Linked DNA regions of Mus musculus: all the other regions are linked to region 3. Evidence: chromatin loops called from intact Hi-C (ENCODE). Cell type or tissue: left cerebral cortex. All regions are shown on one strand.

Region 1 (8,000 bases), 51 kb after region 3:
TTTCTTCACATAACCTGACTCTCAAGAAGCTTCTCTACCTCTGCTCTTATTGCCCCTCATCTCCTACCTAAGGGGAGAAGCCTCTGTTCATCACAATTTATTTCAAACTAAATTAAGACCCTGCAAAGGCTTCCTGTCATAAGGAATGGCATGTTTGGTTTATAGATCCTCCCCAGTGTCTGTCTCTCATTTTAATGTGATATTTGTCACTATTGATGTTGTTTGTATGTTTGTAAAATCACTTGCTTCTTCCAAGATTTTTCTGTCTTTGAATTCAGTTCTTTGACTATGACTATGTGTGGATTTCATTGTGTTTATCATATTTAGCACATGTTGAGAGATTTTTAACCTATCACTTCTTAAAAAATGCTTTCTATTCGTCATTTTATCTCCTTATAGATTTCACTGTACCTTCGAATAAAGAACAGCGCTGCTGTGCCCTGATATCTTAGTACATGCTCTGATGGTCCATTTAATGGTTGATATTGCCAACTTGACAGGATTCAGAATCTTTTACGAGATGACGCATTGGGCATTTCTGTGAGGGATTTTTACAGATTGGTTAATTGAAACAGGAACAGCTCCGTTCTACCATTCTATGAGTTGGTGTTTTGGAGTGAATTAAAAGGAGAAAAGGAGTTGAACACCAGCACTCATTTCTCTTTGCTTTCTGACTGTGGATACAGTATAACTTACCACCATGACTTCTCTGCCAGGATTGATTTTCATTCTTCCCTAAGTTGCTTCTAGTCAGCTATTTGGTTATAGAAATAAGAGAAGTGACTAATGTAGGCTCTGTAAGCAAAGTTTATAATTAGTTTTTAGTCAAACTTGGATAACCATTTCCCTGTCATCTCAGCTGTAATGAAGGGAGATCAGCAAGCCTCACTGGGAGTCCCAAGACATAAGGTCTTATGCTTCTTGTTGACTTTCAGAAGATCATGGGCTTGGTCTCATTGTCCTTTGACCTTGATCCCTTTCCTAAGAGTGGCTGACTTAGGTGAATGTCTCCTAAATATCTGGCTGTATCTAAGAGGAAGCTCTTTAGTACTAGAGTAATTCACGGCCTGAATATCCTGCTAGCTAGGCCTCCTGGTTGGTTGGTGTTGGAGCTGGGTTCACAGGGTGCTAACACCATACTGGCTAAGCTGGCTTTTGTATTGCTGTCTTCCCACAGATATGGCCTCTGAGATGGTGCAGCTGCAGGAGAGGTTCCTCTTGATCACTGTGCTGACTGACAGAAGGTTGAGATGATCCATGATGCCTCTGCTGGGCTATAAACACGGTTCCTTGAAGTACATGATTGTGTTTGGAAATAAAGCTTTCTGATGCAAATTAAGAGGAAGTCATGCTGGGTCATTTTGGACTCTAATGGTCAGTGCTTTTATAAGAAGAGGGGAGTTTGGCTAGAGCACAGAGGGAAGATGACTGAAGACATAGGGTGAGGGAAAAGGATGTGGGATGGAGGTGATGAACTTACCAAGTACTGTGAGGATTACCTGTAGCCATATTAGCTAAGAGACAAGGAAGGAATCTCCCTTTTAGTGGCCTTAAGACAGAGCACCAACCTACGAACCCATGGCCTTCATATTGTAAGAGCATATAGAGTGGTGAGACAATAAATTTCTAAAATTTAAAACCATCCAGTGTATGGCCCCATTCTATGTATACTGTATAGCAACTGTAAGACATGAATACAACATCACATAACTCTCTGAACTTTTAAACTCCAGAATATTATGTGCTCTTAAAAATAATTTTCAGCTCTTTATTGGGCTTCTTAATTTGCTGAGTCATTGTTATCATTTTTTTCTTAATTCTTTAGCATTGTTTCTTGCAGGCCTTTGAATATACTTCTTTATTTGAATAACTTTGGCCATTAAATCCAGCAATTGCATCTAGTCAGAGGTCTTGCCTATGCAATTATTTCTGTCCTGGGTATAGATCATTCCTTCTCCTTCTTCCTTCCCTACCTCTTCTTTTTCCTTCCTTCTTTCCACCTCCTTATTTCTTTATATTGTATTTTCTTTTTGCTTTTTAAAAAGACTTATTTATTTTATGTATATGAGTATACTGCAGATGTTTTCACACACACCAGAAGAGGGCTTCAAATTCCATTACAGATGGTGGGGAGACAACTTGTGGCTGCTGGGAATTTGAACTCAGGGCCTCTGGAAGAACAGTCAGTGCTCTTAACTGCTGAGCCATCTCTCCAGCCTTATATATTTTCTTTTGAGGCAGGGTCTTCTGTATCCCAGAATGGCCTCAAACTCTCTATAAAGTCAAATATTAACTCCACCTCCTGCTTCCACCTCCCAAGTTCTGATAATACAGGCAAGCCTCTCCTAGTCTGACTTATGGTTTGCACAGTGCTAGAAACTGTACTGTATTCAAGAATGATACACACTGTACTAATTGAGCTCCATGTCTAGTCTGTGCTTTCCTATTTTTTCATGCTTCATAATTTCTTATGGTTGAGACTTGCATGATTTAGGTCATGTACTGGGTGACTTACGTGCTAGATTTTGATCTCTATCCAATTTTGTTGCTGCTGTTTGTTTGTTTAGTCACTGATCTGGACTCAGCCTGTGGGTACTATTCCCTGGTGGTATATGGCTGCTGACATGTCTCTCTGGTCGTTAAATGTCTTGTTTTATTTAAACTTGGCTCCTCTACTTCTTCCAAGTTCAGTGGTCAGCCAGTGTGTGGTCATGAGTGTTGTTGTTTCCTGCTGCCACATTTTATTATCAGATGCACAGAGGTGTATTATTTACAATATGTTAGAAGGTATGGGTCACATGGCTAAAATCATGGCATCACCAAGGGTGTGTTCTTTGGAGGCCCCACTGTAAGAATTCATGTCCTTGATCTTCCAGTTTACATGGGAGCTCTTGCCCTCTATAATACTGGCCTGCTTCCCCCAACTTAACATTCAGCAGAGAAGGTCAAATCCTTCTCCTAGCATCTCTCCTTGACTCAGCTCAAAGCATTCTGTTCATTTAGGGAATCGTGTAATTAGATCAAGCCTGCCTAGATGAACTATCTCCTCTCCCTTTCAAGGCACTTAACTTTAATCACATCTGCAAAGCCCCTTTGCCATGGCAACATAGTCACATGTGCTAGGGTTAAGATCTGGATGTCTCCGTGACGAGGGTAGGTGGGGAGAACATTTCTTTGGTGACCACCTATCTCAGGACAGTAAGGCTCCTACACAGTTCTCTTAGCTCTGTGACTGCTATCCAAATTTAGGCAGTTTCAAGTCTTGTATCTTCTCTGTGAGTGTTTCAGTGTCCTGGCTTACCAAGGGTATGTGAAAGTTTTGTCAAGCACCTTTAAGACACTTTCATCTCTTGGTTTATTATAGGTAATAATATGATTTTATTAACTTCCTGATTAGTCCTTCAGTCTGTCGCTTACCTCAGTCAGCATTGCAATTTCAGGTTAGCAGAACTGTTGCTTTCCTGTGTTTACATGCCTTTGTGGTTGTTCATGTTACTGTAGATGCATGCACTAAAAAATTCCATCCCTGAGCTAACTGAGTCACCTTCAGCAGCGAAGTTGCTGGTACTCGTGTGCATTCTCACTGGGGTAGAGCCACGTGCCTGCCCAGGCTGAATGAGTCCAGGAGGTGATGAAATCAGTTCCCAGCCCCAAGCTCAAGCACCACAAACTCACACAGTTCTTTTCTAACCTTTACTAGTTATTCTACTTGTTGTGTATAGTTGGTTGGTTTCCAGAGCTCTTAAATGGTTGTTTTTGACAACTCTGTTTTTCGTATTTATGAATCCTCTGGAGAGGATTTATTGTCCTTTCCGTCTGCCTTCAGGAAGCCTACTCTTTATAAGGTTTGGTCCACTTGTGTTTAAAATGATTAGTGATTCTGTTGAGGCTGCGTTTGGGCCCTATAAGCAGATCATTAGCATAGATGATAGGGGGTAGAAGTGTCTGAAGGTTTTCTGAAATAGGCTGTTTCAGGTGTAGGGCAGTACTATCATGGAGAAAAGGGATGCCTAGTATCCCAGGCATAAAGGAGAGCAGAGTAAGTGAGTACAGGTGAAGGTGGGTATTAAGTGTTTTAAGGGCCAGCCCAAGGATATAAACAAGAATTTTCTTAGAGTGTTGCTTGTTCAGGCAGTTTTTATGAGATTGGGAGGACTGGATTGATGAATTAGGTTACTCTCTAGGGGCAGCCTCTCACACAACAAACATTTCTGTTAATACGTTGCAAGCTCTTCTCCTGTTTTTGCTATCTGGGTCTATTTTCCTCATTTGTTCCCATCCTCTGGTTCTAGGTGGCTTGGCTGAGCGTTTGATCGTGGGCCCACACTGCCCCCTTGTGCTCAGGTTGTGCATAGCACTGGCATATTTGCTTCCCCACTGGTGGAGGGGAGAGCTCAGAGAACTGGGCTCTGAAGCACGGTTCTTATCACTGTGTTAGGTCTTTTCTTCATGTGGCCAGGCTGACTCCATAATGGTGAACACTCACAGTATTCAACAAATAGAGACACACTGAGGACCTGATTCCAGCAGCCTCATGGACTGCAGGCAAGGGATGGAGACTTCTGCCTACACAGCTGGGTACCTTGACTCCATACATGGTACCCCAGTCCTTAAATTGATTATTATTATTTACTAAGGATCTTCTAAAAATTGTCTGTCTTCCTTTGTAACTTTGATGAGAGTTTTGAATTCATTTCTGAGTTCTTGGAAGTATTTACCATAGGATGATCAGACCTATGAAGATGAGTTTGATATTGTCTCTAGCTTGTAGAAGCTGTCTCTAATGTTCGCAACTCCGGATGCTGGAGACATAGTCCAACCACTATTTTGGAAATGCTGTACACTGACTATGCCCCTCGTCCTTTATGGTCCATCTAGATGTGGTTATGACTGGTTTTCCAGTTCCTGTTCCTGGAATTTTCCCTGTATCCATCCACTGATTTAGCTGGAAAGCACCCCAAACCTCTGTACTCTTTTCCTGTTCCTGGAAAATGCTTTTTCCCTCTCATGTATGTATGTATGCATGCATGTATTTAACTTAGTGTGTGTGGAAAGGTTGGGGCACATCTTTTGGTGTATGTATAGAAGCTAGGACAATTTGCATGAATCATTTCTCTTCTTCTACCAAGGGGTCCCACAGATAGAGCTAAGGTCATTAGGACTGGCAGAATTGGCATAGCATTTTTACCAAAAGAACTTCGTATGTAGCCAGTCCTGGAAAAAAAAATGTTCCCTGTTACTTTGTTCTGGTACATGTCAATACTTCTTGAGAGCTCCTACAATTATTTCTGCAAACCTTCCCCAGGCCTGCCTTGTTCCCATGACATGTGCATATTGTTTTGCTCCTGTTAGTGTCTCTAGCACCTCACTGTGGTTTGTCATACTGTAGACTCTCAGGGATTTGTTTGTGGGCAAAGTACTAAGCATCCCAGGTCTATGATTTGGAAGTGGCTAAGATGAGAGCTGGAAAGTGAGTGGAAGAGGCGGGACTTTAGAGACAGAGAATCAGCAAATCAACAGCTTTATGAAACATCTTAAAGCCTGCATGCACTTCCTGGCTCTCACCTATACAGAGGAATACAGTCTTGCTCCCACTCCCTCTTTTTGACTAACAGGATGTTTTCCTCCTGCTTGGGCTCTCCTCCTTAGTTCATGCCCACTCCTATTCTCAGCCTGGGGTTGACGTTGGAAGTCAGTGTCATGGATCATGGTGAGTCCCCGAGTATTATCTTCTTGGGGTTCAAATACTTCAGGTTCAGATCCAAGACCCACAATTTATTTTTGGTTCAAATTCTTAGACAAACATATTCACCTCTTGGGGCCTCAGTTGCCTTGATTTTAAATCAACATAGTAATTTTTTTTCTCTTTGTCCTTGGTCTGCTTGTGTGAAAATCACATCTGATAGTCAATAGAAAGAGCTTCGTGGTAATGTTGTAGGTTACCATTATCATGCTAACAGGTAAAATCAAATGCATGGCATATTGCTATTGTTCTCTGCATGCTTTCAGGAAAACTGAGACTTAAAAAAGGATAGACTCAATGGATTGGAGAAATATCACATTGGTTAATGTGCTGAATCAACCATAGTCAGGACTTCTCAAACCATACATAAGCAGGGTGGGCTAGTTTCTGAATCCATAGCTTTTATTATTTTTTTTCTAGTTTCTTGCATCCTATGTCACCCTGAAGCCTGTGTAGCATAAAAGTTAAAATTCTGAGGTTCAGGGATTTGAGAGATGTCTCAATGGTTTAAGTGCTTGCCATGCAAGCACGAGAAGTCGAGTTCAGCTCCCCACAACTCACGCAAATGCTACGAGGGCAAGGAGGCCCACCATCTTGGGAAAGAGAACAGGGATCCCAGAATAAGCTGGATACTGGGCCTCACCCACTAGGCATATCGACTAGCTCTGTGTTTGATTAACAGGTCTTGCGTCAGTGAATAAGATGGAAGAGTAATTGAGGATGATTCTGGATGTCAGTCATGGACTTCCATGTGTACGAGACACACACATGTATGCCCACATATAGACAAACGCACACAGACATGAAAATGGAAGAAGGAAAAAGGAAAGCATGAGGTTTAGAGTCAAATAAGAGTTGCTTAAGCAGTAGCTTAGTCTCACTGTGCCTCAATGTCATTTTGTTAAAATGGGAATGATGATAATACTGTGCTTATCTAACGAGCATGCTGCCACTCAATGCAGCAGCCTTGGGAGGCACTCTGAGCAGGGGCTGGTGTACAGTAAATGTCAGCTTTGATCAGATACTCTCGCTTCCTGCTCGTAAGGGTTGGTTGTTTTGCTTTCAAATAAGATAATGAGGGCTAAGTAATGACCTGGTAGAAGGTGAGATAATACATCTAATGAAAAATTGGCTGGGAACCAAGGACAGAAAGGAACTCAGTAGCTCCCAGTCCAGTTCACTCATTTTAAAAAGCGGGAAGGAAATATTTTCCCAAAGTTACATAACAAATCCAGTTCAATGTATTGACTTTTTTCTTAAAAAAAAAAAGCCTATTATATCCCAAGCATTATTCACATTTCTGTGGATAAGTGGGTGAATGAGAAATAGCTTTTGCTTATGCAGGAGATTTTCCAAAGTGTAACAGATGCAAACTGAAGTTATCACGGCTAGAATTTAATCTAGAAACCCCTGGGTTGAATAAAATAAAGAAGCAGACTTTTTTTGTGGTGTTGAGATTTGCACCCAGACCTTTGTTCATGGTAGGCAAACACCTGTGGCTGAGGATGCTCACTGAGCTACATCCTCAGCCTAAAGAAGCATTTCGGTCCTGTGCTTTGCTCTACTTAAGAGGGAGGTTTGCTTGCATAGTGAGAGGAGGCTTCTCTTTCCTTGTAGTTCATCTTATAGTTTGTATTTTGTGGCATATTCAATAAAAATATGAGCATGGTTTTAAGTTCATAGACTACTTAGGGGCCAGTAGACACATGGAAATGGATTAGTAAGAAGTTCACCTGAGACGAGGCAGAGATGGAATACAGACTGGTGATCAGATGGACATCCATATGAACGCACACATACATATATGCCCGCACATAGACAAACACACAGACATGTCAGACCTCTTCTTGCTATCCAGTATTTTTATGCAGATGAAATGGGTTTTCAAGGAGTATTGAGATACTGATTTAACCAATGCCTAAGGGCACAGAATAATAACCAGATTGAGGGAGCTAACGAAAGTTTAGTCATGAGCGCTGCCTGCCCAGCTGGCTTTCACTTATTATACTGACTGTCTCAGCTCATGCCATTCTTGCACCAACCCTTTGAGGCAGGTAATATTGCCCTCCTCCATTCCCCCTGTGAGAAAACAGGCATGGACAGTTCAAAAATTGTCCAAAGGCCATTTAGCAAGTAAACAGAGGAGGTAAACTTTGAATCTGAGCAACAGGATCCTGTCTGGGCTTGGGGCCATAGCTAGGCTGGCGTTGGATGTGACGTGTATCTGTTTTTGCCTGTATCTTGTGTACCGGCAAAG
Region 2 (8,000 bases), 49 kb before region 3:
ATTTTAGTGACTTGAGACTTTGTCCTTACAGCTATGAGCTGTCTTCCTCCAGTGTACCAGGGTATACTAACTAAGTACTGAGGAATTCTGGACCCTCTTACTCTGGAAAAAGATTCTAAGAAGAGGCAGATAGATGGCTTTGTATAAAAAAACAAAAACAAAAAAATCTCACCTTCAGAAGCCAGGGTGAAATCCCCCATAAAGATATAGATTAGCTGGCTGCTCTATCCAAGTGTTAGTGAGTTGACAGCTTGCAGGGCTTGATCCAGAAGGTATAGCTTTTCAAAGAGGAGTTTGAAATGTTGAGTAGAATCTGATGATTTCCATGTAAAGTTAGAGTGTTAAAATGTTAGACTTAGCTAGAAGTGGTGGCATATGCCTTTTATGCCTGCACTTGGGAGGCAGAGGCAGGTAGATGTCGGTGAAGATCATTCTTGTCTACGTAGTGAGTTTTAGGCCAATCTGGGGCTAAATAGTGAGACCTTGTCTTAAAAAAAATTGACAATACACACACACACACACACATACGTGTATGTATATACATGTGTATATATAAGTATATTATACTATGGCAACACAGAATAGACTGAAAACATGTATATATGTATAAATAAATGCACACATGTATAGTATGTATAAATATATACGTATTTTCAGTTCATTATGTTTTGCTATAGTAAAACACTATAAGCTGATTAATTTGTAAAGGAAATAGATTTGAATAGACAGATCATGGTTGTGGAGGCCCAAAAGCACGATGCTGGCATTTGCTTGTCTTTTTGTGAAGTATTTTGTTGGTCTTTTTGTGAATTGCTTCATCAGTTCATGGTGAAGAAGTGGAAGGGGGATATGGCATATTAAGAAAGGTCAACCCACTTTCCCAGTAACCAGTCTAATCCTACATGATAGAAGTTGCTCCCAGAAAACCTAGTCCAGTCTCAAGGGATATTACCTAGTCACTTGAAAAAGACACTAAACCATTTATGATGGTAATATCCCTATGAACTTCCCAAAGATCTTATCTCCTATTGCTGCTGTACTAACTAAGCCTCAAGGTAAGTTTAGCCAGGAATCAAGTATGTTTAAGCCCTACCATGGCACATTCATTCAAGACATCTTTACTCACTATGTACTCTTTACCCAGGATTATCTTAGGAGATAGGGATAACTGGTCAACCAGGCATCACCCTGATTTGTGAAACCATTTGAAAGGCTGTCTACCTTAATTTTTTTTTATTAACAGAGAGGTGACCTAAGGCCCATCTAGAAGGAAAGGAGAATAATTTACACATGGTCACACAGTGGGAAAGTGGCAAGGCTGAGACTAGAACGCAGGTTTTCTGCTGTTAGGCAAGAACATGTTCAGGGTTCTGAAGGAGATCTTTTTGTGGCAATCAGTAAAGCAAATGAAGTCAGTCCAAAGACGAGCTCCTGCCTGGGAAGGGCAAGATGCTGATTATCTGAAGTTTTGCTAAGTCTTTTGTTTGAGAAGGAGCTTCAGATCCACAGGATCGCTGTTGATTCAGTACACAGTGCTCTTGTACATTATACACCCAATTTCCTTTATAATTAATGTCTTACATTAGCATGATACACTTGTCATAGTTAATGAACCATGTTGGTACATTACTGTTAATTAATGCTCATTCTTCACTTAGGGTTCCTTACTTAAAAAAAGAAAAAAAGAAGGGAGGAAAAAAAAAAGAGCAAACCAAAAAACCCAACTCAACCTTAATGTGCTTTTCCAGTCGCAGAATCTGTTGTCACAATTCAGTCATCACATTGCTTAGGCTTCTTGCATCTCTGGAAGCTTCTCGGATACTGTATTTGAGGCTTTTAAGAAATACTGGTCAGACATTCTGTTCCATGGCTCTTTGTAAAACAAATGCCTTTTTATAATCTCCATTTGCTAGGCATATGCTAGGTGATGAGTGAAAAACACTAAATAATACTCAGGCCATTCATGCTCTTCTCATTGTTTAGCAAAGAATAATACAGGGCATTCAATGACACTGCAGACAAATCACAGGATGCTGTCGAGGCAAACATACCTTCTCTCTCTCTCATGGAGGACTCACAAGTTAGAGCTAACATGCTGGCTGAAACGTGCGTCCACTAGGGTTTAAGTGTCTGGCGTTCTTTCTCCTCCAGGTCGCCACCTTAGTTGCCTGAATAAAAGCAAGCAGGAGTGTAGGAGATGAAAGAATACTAGTATTTGATGGGCACCTCACCCTATGTGTCACTCAAGTGTGTGACACACCTCTTAATTGTGTGTCTATCTGAAGCTGCTTTTAGATGTAACATGGATGAATTTCTTAAACCTGGTTGACACATCCCATTCAAGCACCTTGGTACTTCTCAGCCTACAAGCCCTGGGTATTAGGAAGGTGTCTCTAGGAGAGGCCTGCTTTTATAAAAGCTCTGCATCCTTGCCCATCCTAAGCTCCCTGCTCTGGAGCAGGACCCTGTTTAGAGATTTTTTTTTTCTCACTGTCTGGGATGTAGTAGGCACACATAGGCAATCTGCTTAAACAAGTGAACTGCTGGAATGAGAGGTAAGAAGAATTGCTTTTTTTATTTACAGCAAACAAGTCGATTTCTTTTCAAAGAAGCCAGGGAAATGAGGTAAATCAGGAGCCAGGAGAGAAGCAGGGGAATTGGAAAGTATGGACCTAATTAAACCAAATGGTTTTGTGTCTCACAGCTGCTCCTGAGAAGTAGACCGTTAGAACAAAGTTGGGTCATGGGACTGTGGCACTTCTGGTAATTTACTCTTAATCAATTATTTAAGGTTTCCACTCATATAAACATGCATATGTACATCCATAAATACATGCATACATATACATTGTGCATTGAACATATTCCCCCTTGTCCCTCCATCCTTCCTTTTATTGCCCCCTACTAGTCTCTTCTGATCCCTAGAAAGGTTTACTTTTATTTTATGTCATGTGTTCATACATGATCTTATGTATATATATAAAATCTAGGATATACAAATTAGGGAAAATATGATCTTTGTCTTTCTGGCTTAATTCCCTAAGTATGATTACCCTCAGTAGCCATTTTTTTGCAATCAACATAACTTCCTTCTTCTTTGTGGCTGAAAATAATCCTTTTGTGTGTCTATGTCACACTTTCCTATTCATTCTTCTGTTGCTGGTTCCATAGTTTAGCTATTGCATGTAGTGCTGCAATAACCTCGATGTGTAAGTGTTTCTGTAACCCACAGGACAAGCTGTTTTTAGAGAAATCGCCACAATATCTATATTCTATAGTGGTTGGACTAGTTTACATTCTCACTAACAGTATATGAGGGTTCATTTTTGTCTCTATTCTCAACAACATTTGTTATTACTTTCCTTAGTGACTATCATTTTGACTATTTCAGTGTAGCTTTGGTTTCCAGTTCTTTGATGGCTATTGAAGTTGAGCATCTTTCTGTATGCTTACTTCTGAACTCTACACATCATGGCTTCATAGTGATCAGTTCAGTGTTAATGCTGAAGATTGTGTTTTCAAGTCTATTTAGTTGGACGAGTGATTGTGAGGCTGGCTGGCTTCCTGGGAAAGGTATCATGCCAGCTGGGGCCGGTACTGAGTCAGCCAGGCTGCTGGGAATCCATGTATAGCTACCTACTGTTCATAGAGGAAGAACTGCTCTGATGGAAGGGATGTACTGATTGAATGTAAAACAAAATCTTGGACTTCCTCCTCGACAAAACACTCAAGGAAAACCTTCTCTTCCTGTCCCTGAAAAATCTGTGTCAGGGTTAAGACCATCCAAGAAAATTTGGCAATCTTTCTTCTGACTCAGAAGTATATCTATAAGTTCAAAAGGTCTTCCTGTGTGATCGGGATGAACAGCCTCAGACAATGACACGGATTGAGGCTTTGCTTTAGTTGGCTTCAATCTGGTCTCTGGTTGACTGAGGACTTTAGTACCAGGACTCAATGACCTAGAATCTGGAGATTGATATCCCAAGGTCTTACAATTGAAGAACCCGGAAGTAACCTTTGCTCTTAGGAAAATGGACACACTAATATGGTGGCTGGTTGGTTTCCGGTTGGAGACCCGGAAGCCTCAAGCATTGCTGGGATCCAGCTGGCAGTGAGCTATGTATTGTGGGTGCTGTCAGGCTTTCAGGGACCCTGGAAGATGGTGATTGTTTGCTGTGATAATAACAAGTTATTTTTATGCTTGAGAAAAGCCACACAGCAATTACCAAAGGGATGATACAGGCTAGGAAAGGAAGTTGTTTCAGCTATGACCATGCCAGGAGTGATGAGAGAACAATGAGCTGAAACCACAGCATTATGGGGCTGGAAGAGATCTCTCCAAGGCTCCCATCTCACTAGAGGAAACAGTGAAGCCCTGGCAGGATGACCATTTGATGAATGATACTGCTAAGAAGTGTGTGGGCTCATTGATTCTTCTGATTCTGAAGTCGACCTGAACGCTTTTCATGACATCAGGTTGCCTCTTTTCTGTGAAATAGGCTGCTTTGGAAGAAATACTCCAAGATAGGTGGCCAACATGGTTTTGATGCTTACAGTTTGTATTGGAACAACTTAAGCTGTCTTCTTAAAAACCATGAAATTTGTGTGTCTCTTGTTCATTGTATTAAGAGAGACTAAACTTGAATCTCAGTTAAGCTTTTACTGGGCTGTACCATCTAGATCATTGATTTCTAGTTTTGTGTATGCAGAAGAATCATCAACAAGTGTTATTAAAATACAGAACACACCCCAGTTGGTGTGGAGAGGATCTGGAACACCCCCTTCCATTTTCCTTTGTATGGTCTACAGCTATGCATGTGTGTAGGTGCTCATGTACTTGGAGGCCTGAAGTTGTCAAGAATTATCATGGATCACTCTTCAACCATATTTATGGAGGTAGGATCTTTTAGTTAAACCCAGATCCCGGTTGACAATATGACTAGGCTTGCTAGCCAGCTAGCTCTGGGGACCCTTTGTTCTACCTTCCAAGGCTAGAATAACAGGCGGTGGGTTGTCACACTTACTCTGCATTATGTGAATCTCCAGAGATCCAGAATTCTAGTCTCATGGTTACATGACAAACACTTAAGCCACTGAGCCACATCTTTAGCCCTTGAAAATCTTGTTTCTAAAGAAACTTTATCCATGGTAGAAGCTATTAGTCCTTGGACAACATTCAAAAGATCAAAGAATCAGAGCCCAACGTTCAATATCTCCTGTCAAATAGAATAGTAAAAGTAGTTACCTCACAGGATTGTTATGAAGGTCACACTAGGTAATGTTTGCAGTGGCAAGCAGTCTCCATCACATTAGGGGCAATCAATAGGTTTTAATTTTCTTCTGCTGTTCTCCCTTTGCCTCTCTTGTTACAAGGGAAAGTGACTTGATGTACTCCTTTGCACTGCAGAGGGCTCGGAAGACCTCTGCGTTGGAAAAAAGGGCATGTGGCAGAAAGGAATGCTCAGCTTGGAAAATGTGACATTGTTTTTGAGACTTCTTGAATTTAAAATAATTCTTTTATTGTGGTGATAACAGCAAAATAAAGCTAGAAACATTTGACAGAAGTTTGCATATAAATTAATCTGGTCAGAAGTTTGTTGAAAAAAAAAAGATCAAAAATAGTGTGCTACATAAACAGTTTTAGATGTTAAAAATTCATAGCCTTTCAGATTTGTGTGGGTCTTAGCTTCACTGATTCAGGGAGGCGGGGTAGGAAAAAAATGTTTGAAATAATTCCAAACTGAAAGTCTAGAGAGAAAATTCCTTCCTCAGCACTGCTTTAATTGTCTCCTGGAAAGCTATGGGAGCTGTGTGAGTTTCCCGTGTATAACATGAAGAGACTGCACAAGATTGGAGAGCTACCACTTCCTATTAACTTATCAACACAGCAGGTCTCTTTAGCCAGCATTTTGAAGGTTCTAGCCTGTGACTGATTGTGCTATCTTCTCAGGGCAGGGTATGGTGGAGGGAACATGTGGTAGAGAGAAACCACTTAAATCATGGTCAGGAATTAAGGTTCCATACTCCCCTTCAAGGCCACCGCTCCCCCCCCCCCCCCGTGGTTTAAATTCCCCTTTCCAAGTGTTACACTATCCCCAACAGTGCCACCTGGGTGATCAAACTTTTAATACATGGGCAATAGGGAGATATTCAAGATCCAAACTCCAGCAAGTGAGATGGCCTTTGATGACAGCTCTAGACATGAGTATCTTCCAGAGAGCTGCACTCTGGGCAACTGAACTGGTAAATGTCATTCTGAATGACCACTCTTATGGACTGCCATTCTGTGGTACAGAGAATCTTTAATGATGAAATATCAGACATTAGAATTGATGGTATCTCTTGAATGATGACCAGGATTTTGGCAAGTTGAATGAAGACCTGGGTGGTAGGAGGCATCCAGACTGATGAGATAATGTGAAGAAAGGCAAGAGAGTTAGAAAGGACACAGGGAATGTGAAGAATAAGATAGTTTGTGCTTAAGGCATACCTGTAAGAACATTAGGTTGTAGACCATTGTAATAGTTCATTCATTAATCTATGAAATTATTCTGAGAAATCACTTTATGTCATTCACTAGCTACTGAGATTATAAGTGGAGGATAAGATAGACTTGGCCCTTGTATGAAACCTAGCATTTTCCTAGGAATAGATGATAGGCACATACATAAATGAGGAAATTGGACATCCTGTTTTGAAAATGCTATGAAAGAAATAATATTCAAGGTGGAAAATAACATTGAGGGTACATTCAGATTATGTAGTCCTGCAAGAGCATCTTAGGATATGACCTTAGATTAGAGTGGGCCTGCTATCTGACATGCTGCCCTAAGAGAGTTCTAGGATCATCAAATGCAGACACTGAACAGAAAAGGTGTTAGCACATTCTAAGGTTAGAACAACTGCAAAGTTAATGGATAGGAAGCCAAGGGGAGTATGGCATGAAACAAAGTTAGAGAGACACATAAGGGCAGGATCACAGGGAACTTTGAAGGCCATAGCAAGAGGGGAAGTTTATTCTAAGGGAAATGAGAAGCTAACTCACAGACTTTTGTAAAGAGATCGAATGGAAATGAAGTAGGAGGAAAGCAGAAGTACCAGATGGTTGCTACTTCAGAGGCCAGGATGGGCTTGAAGGTGGGTCATATAAGAGGTCTCTATAGAGACCCAGAGAGAGACAGATTTGAGTCAACTTTTGTTGATGCAGAACATGTAGTTACTTCTGATGGCCGGGATGCAGGCACACGTGAGATTTATCCAAGGTCTTAGGCTTGAGTAACTCAAGGTGGTATCCATTAGTGAGATGGGCGTGGAGGAAGACTAGGAAGTGGGGGTGAGAGTCAAAGACTGTGAGAGGGAGAGGTGGGGGTGGGGAGAAGCATCCTGAAGGGTGTCTGGACTTGTAATAAAAAAATCTGAGCATCATGGAGATAGGGCAGTGAAAAATGCTACTGTTGGGTTATTTGAAAAGAAACCAGAAAACCGTTCCTGGGACTGTGCCACTGATGTCCTTGCTAATCTGGGTCGAGTAGTTACAGGATTGTATTGTTAGAAGTCACATAAAATGGTGTTGACGGGTAGAGAGGAGTGTGAGAGAATGCTTATGGAAGCTTTAAAATAGTGGGAAGGATAAATAGAGAAATTAGCAGTAGGCAGAAAAGTATGTGTGATAAAGGGAAAACTTAAAAAACTAGATATGCAAAGGCAGACTCTGTACTAGAAGTGACCCGAGAAAGGCACATCCTACAAGCCAGGGTGAGAGGAACAGGATTATTGAGGGTGATGGAAAAGAGATAATTGGAGGAAAGCGTGTAAGTCAATGTGTGCTTGGTCAATAGCCATGGATCACAAGGTCGCTGTGAGGACGTAGGTATTGTTAATGGCTGCTGGTAAAGAGAAGAGCAGCAGAGGGGGCACTTGCTAGTGAAGAAGAGATAGGGGAACAAAGAAAGGTTATTGGGTGATGTAATGGAAATATACATATACATATGAAAGTATCT
Region 3 (8,000 bases):
CACTTTCCTGGTGAGTTCCTTTGGTGTGAGCACCATGGAAAGAACAGTCACATAAATTGGGGTCCCAGGGTGCCAAGACTTTTGCTGCCTCCTTGTGAGGCTTCCTGCCTTTTCTTTGAAGACAAGGCTTAAGTCAGAAGCAGAGACAGGGAGAGGAGGAAGGGTGCTGAGGGTGATTACTTCACAACTAGACTACAATTGGGAAGTCGCTGGGAGGTCCTTTCACTCCCCTTTCTGCTAATGGGAGAAGGTCAAGGTGTCTGGCATGGAGGCTATCTCACTCCTAGAGGGCAGTGGCAGGCAGCAGTGGGAACTGAAAAATTGGGTGTCAGAGGGAGAGATTTACTTTTGCACCTACTTCTTCTATGTACTTAGGCCACAAGGTCTGCTGCTCTTAACACGACCTGCATACAAGGTCCTATCATTTGCTATGTCCACCCTTCCCTATCTACTTAGCAGATAATTCCTGCAATTCTTCTTGGACTTTGTGAGGCACAGATGATGGACCCTCCGCTTGGCTTCCCTCACTCTATGCTCAGAGTATTGGCATTTTGTCATAAGAGGATGTTTTGGAATTGTTTTCCTTTATTAGAAGTAAGTACCTCAAGGGCAGGAACCGGATTGAATTTGTCTTTCATTCTCAGTTGCTAGCACAGTGCCTGGCCCAAAGTGGATGGATGCTCATACAAAGTTAGCTTTCCAACCTTGTTTGAGCTATGATGGAGATGGCCAGGGCACCGTGATACAGGGTGTCCAGCGGTCAGCAGCAGTGGCAGCAGCATGGAGGGATGAGAGGCACCTGTGTCAAATCTCTTCTTCTTCATTAGCCTTGCTCCAACGGTGACAACAGTTGGCCGTGATGCCCAGGAGGAAGTTGGTGGCTACAGAAGCGATGGAGACCACAAAGCCCACAAATGCGATGAAGAGGTAATCATCCAGGGTCAGAGTCAGGTGGCAGGCCTTGAAGCTCTCTTCAGTGAGTGAAAAGAGGGGGGCACCCTCAACTTCAGGGGGTCCCCGACACTCAGCAAGCTGAGAATCTGCAACACAGAAATGGGTTAGGGTGAGACTTCTGTGGGAGAGGACGGGATGGAAAAGCCTCCCACTAACCTGCTTCCAGAGAGTTGCTGAGTCTTTTCTATGTGCCTCAAACATACATATCATCAATAAGCCTCAAAGCTTTTTTGCCTAGTTTTGTAGGTGTAAACATTTACTACTCATGGAGTTTAGCATTTGTGAAAAGTCTTATAGTTATCCCTAGTGGTGGATCTAGAACTTTTGTGAGACATGAAGGCTAGAGTCTGGACATGTCACTCTCTGCCCCATACATTCCTTTGTGCAGAGAGCAAGCCAACAACCCCTTTAGGGGAACAAGGACACTTTCCCAGCCCTTAATTTCGCTTTTTTATTTTGCTCCAGAGACACATGTCTCGATCATTCCTCCATGGCCCTATGTATGTCTCTTCTTAGGGAGTATGTCTGTATTTGCCCCTTGTGATAGAGTTTCTAATCTATATCTCTGTGTAGCCCACTCTTGCACTTCCTTTGTGACTTTATCCAATGCAACCTGCTTAGTGATGCCTTTTCTTGGGAGCACCCCATGCCTGCTTCTCTTACAGGCCCTATCACAACAACTCTGCTTTATTTTTCCCTATGGTGTCTTTGCCTGACAGTTTTATTACTGTCTTTCTTCCCTTGAAGATAGGCTTCTTCCACAGTACCAGAACAGAACAGCATCCCTTCATAGTAAGCACTCAGTGGGTCTTTCTTAAATGAATGAGAGACTTCACTTAACTCGTGTGTTTTTTTCCAGATATACCGACTACAACGTCAACAGTGTAGCCTCTGGAGAAGCCATATCACCTGAGTGTGAATCTCTCCTGCCTCTCATCACTTGTGTGATTGTGGATATCTAGTCTTCCTGTATTTTGCTTTTTGTTTCTTGTTTTCATTTGTCAAGTGGCAATAATCATATCTGCCTTCTGGTACTGTGATCAGGATTCAGAGAGTTAAAGCACACAATCATTTCTGATGCGTAAAAAGCATTAGGTGACACGCGCGCCTTTTATAATGATCATAGTTGGGTCTCTCAAGTGTCGACTGGAGGGTCATACTCTGCACACAGACATCTGTGGAAAGGGGCTGCTCCTTTACTGGCCTGGCTTTCCCAGCATCGTGGAACTGTCCTTTATGATTACTTCAGTAAATGCATGATGGTTATCAGTGGTCTAATCATAGTCTGCCTTGGAAGTAAAGTGTGGCATTTGGGGGCAGTTTCAACTAGAAATCTGGGCAGTAGCATCAGAGTAATGCCATATGCCCTTGGTAAGAATGTAATATGAATTGAGCTCTAACCTTCAGCAAATCCTGTTTATCTTTTTCCTTTCTGTCTCTCATGTGTCACCTTTATAAGAAGAGAATAATCCAATCTAAATTTTCCAAGCAAGTCAATGTGAGGCTTTAAAATTACAGGGTACAGAGTACCCCACAGGATGGGAAGCTATGGGCTGACAGAGTAAACAATACTATCTTTTCATTATGCAATTTTTTTAGGGCAAAGAACAAAGTGATAGGCTTAAATTGATCCTTTTGACAGATGGATATGCATAAATATTATAATTCTAAAAGGTGTTTGTGTCTATGTGTGTGCAAGTATGTGTGTATGTGTAGGTGTGTATGTGTGTTCATTTATGTTGAGGATAAAGATGCAATCTTTTCCAAGTCATGGGTTGAATCAGTCAATCCCAGCAGTCTGTTTGCATGGGACCCTAGACTCTGACTAGGTTCTGCTCATGTCCAGAGTTGACTCACAGGAAGCTCTCTGCTGGAAACTAGAAGAGAGTTAACTTCCAGAGTTGATTGTTTTTACTTTAAGGTTTCAGTGGGACAATGCAGGCCAACTAGAGGAGGCTGAGGGCACACAGATACCCCACAGGATGGGAAGCTATGGGCTGACAAAGTTCTCTGGTGAGTCAAAAGACCAGTCTTGAAATCAGATTGTATCCCAGTAGCTCTCTCTAGTCTATGTTTGAATCCTGCCTCCCAGCATAGATAATAGGAGACTCTCACAAAGAGCAAAGAAAGGAAGTGATACAAAATTGTCTAGAGGGGTGACATCATCCAGTTCTACCTACTGTGGCAAGCTTTGGCTTTTAAAAATGAACCATAACCATTCCTGTGTGGAGAAGGATGGGGGCCTGAGGACCACCATGGTTCTCTGGAGCTCAAGTACCTCACCTGCAGTGATGTCTGAGGCTATGCTAATGGGACTTGCAGTTCCCCTGTCTCCTGGAGGGTTGAGTCCCTTGCCTGCACCGATGGATAAGCCTTCACGTATGGGAACTGGGGCCTCTCTCTCTTCTGCTAAAGAGCTCAGATCCTTTGCCTGAATTGATGTATAAGTCTACAATGATAGGAAATGTCTTCTCTGAGGCAGCCAGGCCTTTTGTGGGGGGCAGCCAGGGAATCACTGATCACAGCAGAAGAGGTATCTATCTCTACAGTAGTGAGGGTTGAGTGTCCCAGAAGGCTCTTTGTGTTGATAGTGACAAGAAGGAGGGAGGCACAGCTTGCAGAGACATTGGGTTGGTAGGGAGATGGCTCTAGGCAGCTTCCCTGTCCTAGCCCCCACCATCACCCCATCTCAGCCTCCAGCTATTTTGGTACTGGAGAACTTCCTCCCACAGCTCTGCAGAAACACTGAAATCGTGACCCACAGCCCCCCTAAGTTATTTTGGTCCTGGACTCCCCACTCAGTCCTTTCCCTCTTGCCTCATTCAGCACTATTTCCTTTTCTCCCCCTAAATATGCTGAACTTTAGGTTCTAGGGAATCCCTGGGATGGGACTCCAGCTACTCCTACTGTTCTGACACCAGGGGCCAAGGCTTGGTGCTAAACCATAAGTGAGTTGGTGGCTGGGGCCATGGCTAAACTGTCTTGCCTATCGGCTTCAGTGACACTGGGTGAGAGCAGGGTCCATCAAACCTCTGTGACACTGGCTCTTTCAGTCCACTTTGGTTGGGATTCTCCAGTTTAACTGTCTCATTTCAGGCCCTCTCCCCAGATGCCAAACCCATGCATAGACCTTGAATATTCTGCTAAGGCTGCGTGGCCAGCTCAGAGTTTGGCTTACGTAGTTCAGGATCTGATTCTTAACAGGATGGCTAGAGAACAGCCAGACTGCCAGGATTTGAATCCTCACTCCAACCCCCTGTAGCTGAGTAATTTTGACCAAGCTACTAAATTTTCCTATACTTCTGTTTCCTCCTCATCAGGGTTCTTGTGAGGATAAGAGGAGCCGACACATGAAATATGCTTAGAATAAGGACTAGCACATAGTAAGTACTAAAATAAATAGGATTAGTCATGATTGTTTCTTTGAGTTTTCTCAGCACTGACAAGAGTTAGAGTAGTGTAGAAGTCAAATGAATGTGTTTTTATCTCCGGCTCAGCCAGTTTCTAAGGGAACGACTCTGGGGGAAGCCTTCTTAGAGGTTCTATTTCTCAGCTTTTTCACCTGTGAAATGGGGATAATAAAAATGGGGACTCATGGAGATAATGTATGCCAAGGCACTCAGCTCATCGCAGAAGGTCAACAAATACTACCAATTGCTTCTACCATACTGCTTGCTGTGTGTCTTTCTTTCTATGACCATAGGCATTATACAGGCAAGGGACCTCTGATTGTTTAGCAAATGAACTTCTTTAGCACTTAGCATGTGTCTCATATATTCAACAAATACTCATTGAACAAGAGATGGCACATAGTACTGTCACTATTACTATTGTTATTATTGTTATTATTATTATTACTATTATTACTATTACTCCCAGAAACCTTCTGCCTGGTGACCTGTCCAGTCATCTCTCTTACCCGCTGTACAGCGCTGTATCCGATTCCGCAGCCACTTCAGCAAGGGCTCCATGGTGCAGCCACATACCCATGGGTTACCCCCGATCTGTAGGGTCACCAGCCCTGGGAGGCCCTCAAGGGCTTCAAGGCTCAGAAAAGCCAGGCCGCCATAGCTGAGGTCCAGGTCTCTGAGATGCACAAGGCCCTGGAAGGCCTGGGGGTGCACCCTCCGCAGCCAGGGGTTGTGGCTCAGGTCGATATGTACCAGTCCATGAGCTTCCCGGAACATGTCAGCTGGCACATGACTGAGGTTGTTGTAGCTTAGATCCAGGTGTGCTAAGCGCTTGGCGTGGAGAAAGAGGCCAGGGGGCAGCTCCATCAAGGAGTTGTTTCGCAAATCCAGCACGCGGAGTTCCATGTAGCATGTGAGATAGCCTGGCGGTACAGCTGCAATGCGATTGTGGGCTAGGCTGAGGTTGCGGGTGTCCATTGGCAGGTCCGGGGGTACAGAGAACAGCCGCTGGTTGCTGCAGTCCACTACTTGGTTACGACATGTACAAAGGACTGGGCAACTGGTACCCGCATCAGAGTGCATCACCCCAGCTGCCAAGAGGAAGAAGACCAGCAACAAGGCTGAGTGGGGAGGCCCAGGCCAGGGAAGTTGGGCCCAGGTGTCACCCATCTTTGGCAGCTGGCAGCAGCAGTGCTGTAGGGAGCCCATGAGAGCGGTGTCCCTAGGTCCAACAGTCAAGTTACAGGGATGCTGCTACATTAGAGGCCTGAGTCTGGAAGGTGGGGCTTTTGCGAGAGTGCTATCATGGCTCAACACTTCCTTGAGAGCCTCTCAACACCCAAGGACTTCCTAAGATTCATAGGATGTCCCTTTGTAGACCCTGGGGAGCATGGACCCAGTTGAGGTACCCCAGGGTCTGAAAGGATGATCAAAGCTTAAGAAACTAGGGGAACAAGGATGGAGCTGGAACAGCTGTCAGCAGGCCCTGGAAGGGTCCCTGTAGATCTTTTGTGCTTCTGTCACCCATGCCTGCTGGATGCTTCCTCTTGTGCTGTGTCTGACAGGTGGGTGGGGCAGGGGAGGATGTGAGGGGGATGAAAGGTGCCCTTTAAAGGTCCTGGCACTTCATCTAAGAAAACTTAAGCCCTGTCCTAGGTCTGGGACTGATTAGGAAGTCAGAACGGCACCTTGATCTCCAACATTCAAGGTCCCAGAGGCCATTTCTCCTGGTGGCCCAGTGGGCATGAGTTCACAAGAGACCTGGGGCCAGAGATTTAGGATGGGGGAGAAGTATGTTCCCATGGGTCTCCTAGAAGCCTGAACATTCAGTCTCAGTGGTCTCTGGATTCTCAAGGGATGCTCTTTGCTTCCCAGAGAGGGGTGAGTCCCAAGTGACACCCACTGTCTGGACCACGAAATGTGGAAAACACCATGAGTCTGGAGGCACAGGTAAGGGTCAGTTACAAAAGCATTATCTATGTCTTCAAGCTGTCACCATGCTCAGCTGTGCACTCAGCAGGCGGAGGCAGAAGTCACTCTGTCAACAAGAAAAGCATTCAGGCAAAGAAATCTAGTGTCCTTACATCCCTGCCCCCTTGCCTTGCTCCTTTGTCTTCACTCCTCCTTACTTTACTCTTCTTTCTTCTTTGAACCTATCTGTTCCCAACCACAAAGTTCTTTGCTCACTATCTTTCAGATGAGGACCACAGTGAGCTCAGAAACCCAGTCTACACCCACCTACTAACCGCATCCATCTGACCTGAAATTCTTCTCCTAGGTTTCTGTCCGGAGTTGGGTGCATTTTCTTCTATTGCTCATAGCTCCACCCTCGTGAGCACCAAATACCCCACCCTGAAAAACTCCCCAAGAAAAACATGCATCTAAGCTCTGGCAGTTTGTACACCCCTCTTATCCACTTTTTCAGCCCCCCCCCATCTCTTTCTTACACACACACACACACACATACACACACACACACACACACACACACACACACACACACACACACACTCACACACACATACTTTCACTGTACCCCCTCCCAGCTTCTTTCTACACACATTCCCTACCCAAGTGTGCCCCGGCATCTTTTATACCACAGCACAGCCCTAACCCCAGCATCCTTTTATGTTCTACTCTCCAGCTCCCAGCCTCCTGCTTAAGCCCACACACATACTTGGTCTGGCAAAGAGATGGAGAACCTCATCCCACCCAGGGCCTCACCCCGCTGCTCATCCCTCACTCTCTGTGGCTTCAGCTTTTCTTTTACTCACCTGCTGTCCTCACTTGCCCCCACTACCCCCACCCCTTTATCCCGTCGTCGCTCGGTCATTTCCCCACCCAGTTCCCCACTGCTTCGTAGCTTCAGTCTCACCCATTGGGAAATCACCCCGGCACCCCCTTATACAGACTAATTTTTCTTAGCTTCGGGGTCTTCTGCTATACTCCCGCGGGCCCTCAGGAGACTACTCACTCTGTTCCAAGGACACAGACATCAATCTTACGCAGACGAACGGCTCTGCCTCCCTCATCCTGGAATCCCCCGCTCCTTTGCTTGCTAGCTTCCGAACAGATTGCCTATCCGGCTCTTCCCCTCCCCCGACTCTCCTCTTCCATGTCTCCTGCATCCCAGGCCAGCATCTTCTGCGGTTTCCTGTCCTGTGGTCCCTGTGCCCCTTCTTTTACGCTGAAAGGAAATTTGAGAGAGGATGCTTAGAAAGTTCACAGAATCTGAATGCCTCTTGGGAAACTCAGCTGGTGCCGAGGCTGCCTTGGTGTGTGGCTTCCGCCAGAGCCAGGTCTTCCCCTCCCTCCTCTCTCTCTCTGGCTCTCCCCCTCCCTCCATCCTTCTCTCCTCCTCTCTCTCTTTCACTCCCCTTTTTTTTCCTCGAGGGCCAGGTAATGACGTTTCACTGTCTCTTAGCAACTGCCTCCACATCTCTGAGCAACAGGGGGAACTGGCTATAGACCCCACCAAGATGAGAAAAGAGAATGAAGTACTCCTGGTGAATTTACAGCCACCCTCAGGGTCCTAGTGGGTAGGGCAAGGGGAAGAAAGGAGAGGAGGGTAGGCAGCCCCAGAACAGGGATTAGGGCAGAAGAGCAGGCAATGGAGAGAGGGCAAGAGGGCTCTCC

The links. A loop is a pair of places that touch in the nucleus more often than their neighbours do. Peaks named below come from ENCODE experiments on the same cell type or tissue, not always from the same donor. Only the 100,000 strongest peaks of a DNase experiment are listed, where the experiment ranks them.
Region 1: it touches region 3 in a loop (2.1-fold over the local background); 4 of 42 quality-filtered maps call a loop at or near these places.
Region 2: it touches region 3 in a loop (2.0-fold over the local background); 3 of 42 quality-filtered maps call a loop at or near these places.

The regions. Positions count from the first base shown.
Region 1 is chr2:85,242,340-85,250,339 of GRCm38, forward strand. Gm13715 (a long non-coding RNA gene) reads left to right here. Exons shown (of 5, transcript XR_374759.2): 5 at 1,178-1,339. Among named protein-coding and RNA genes, the nearest start is that of Gm13715, 38 kb to the left of the region's middle. In left cerebral cortex, a CTCF peak has its summit at 4,344 (motif pointing left); a DNase peak (open chromatin) is centred at 4,336.
Region 2 is chr2:85,141,944-85,149,943 of GRCm38, forward strand. No RefSeq gene overlaps it. Among named protein-coding and RNA genes, the nearest start is that of Aplnr, 9.6 kb to the left of the region's middle. In left cerebral cortex, no CTCF peak of the experiment used is centred here; DNase peaks (open chromatin) are centred at 3,573 and 5,739.
Region 3 is chr2:85,191,106-85,199,105 of GRCm38, forward strand. Lrrc55 (leucine rich repeat containing 55) reads right to left here and starts at 7,645. Exons shown (of 3, transcript NM_001033346.4): 1 at 7,339-7,645; 2 at 4,874-6,402; 3 at 1-1,040. The coding sequence starts at 5,534. The coding sequence ends at 805. In left cerebral cortex, no CTCF peak of the experiment used is centred here; DNase peaks (open chromatin) are centred at 3,652, 4,184, 6,555, 7,067 and 2 more places; H3K4me3 peaks cover 3,218 bases; H3K27ac peaks cover 2,018 bases.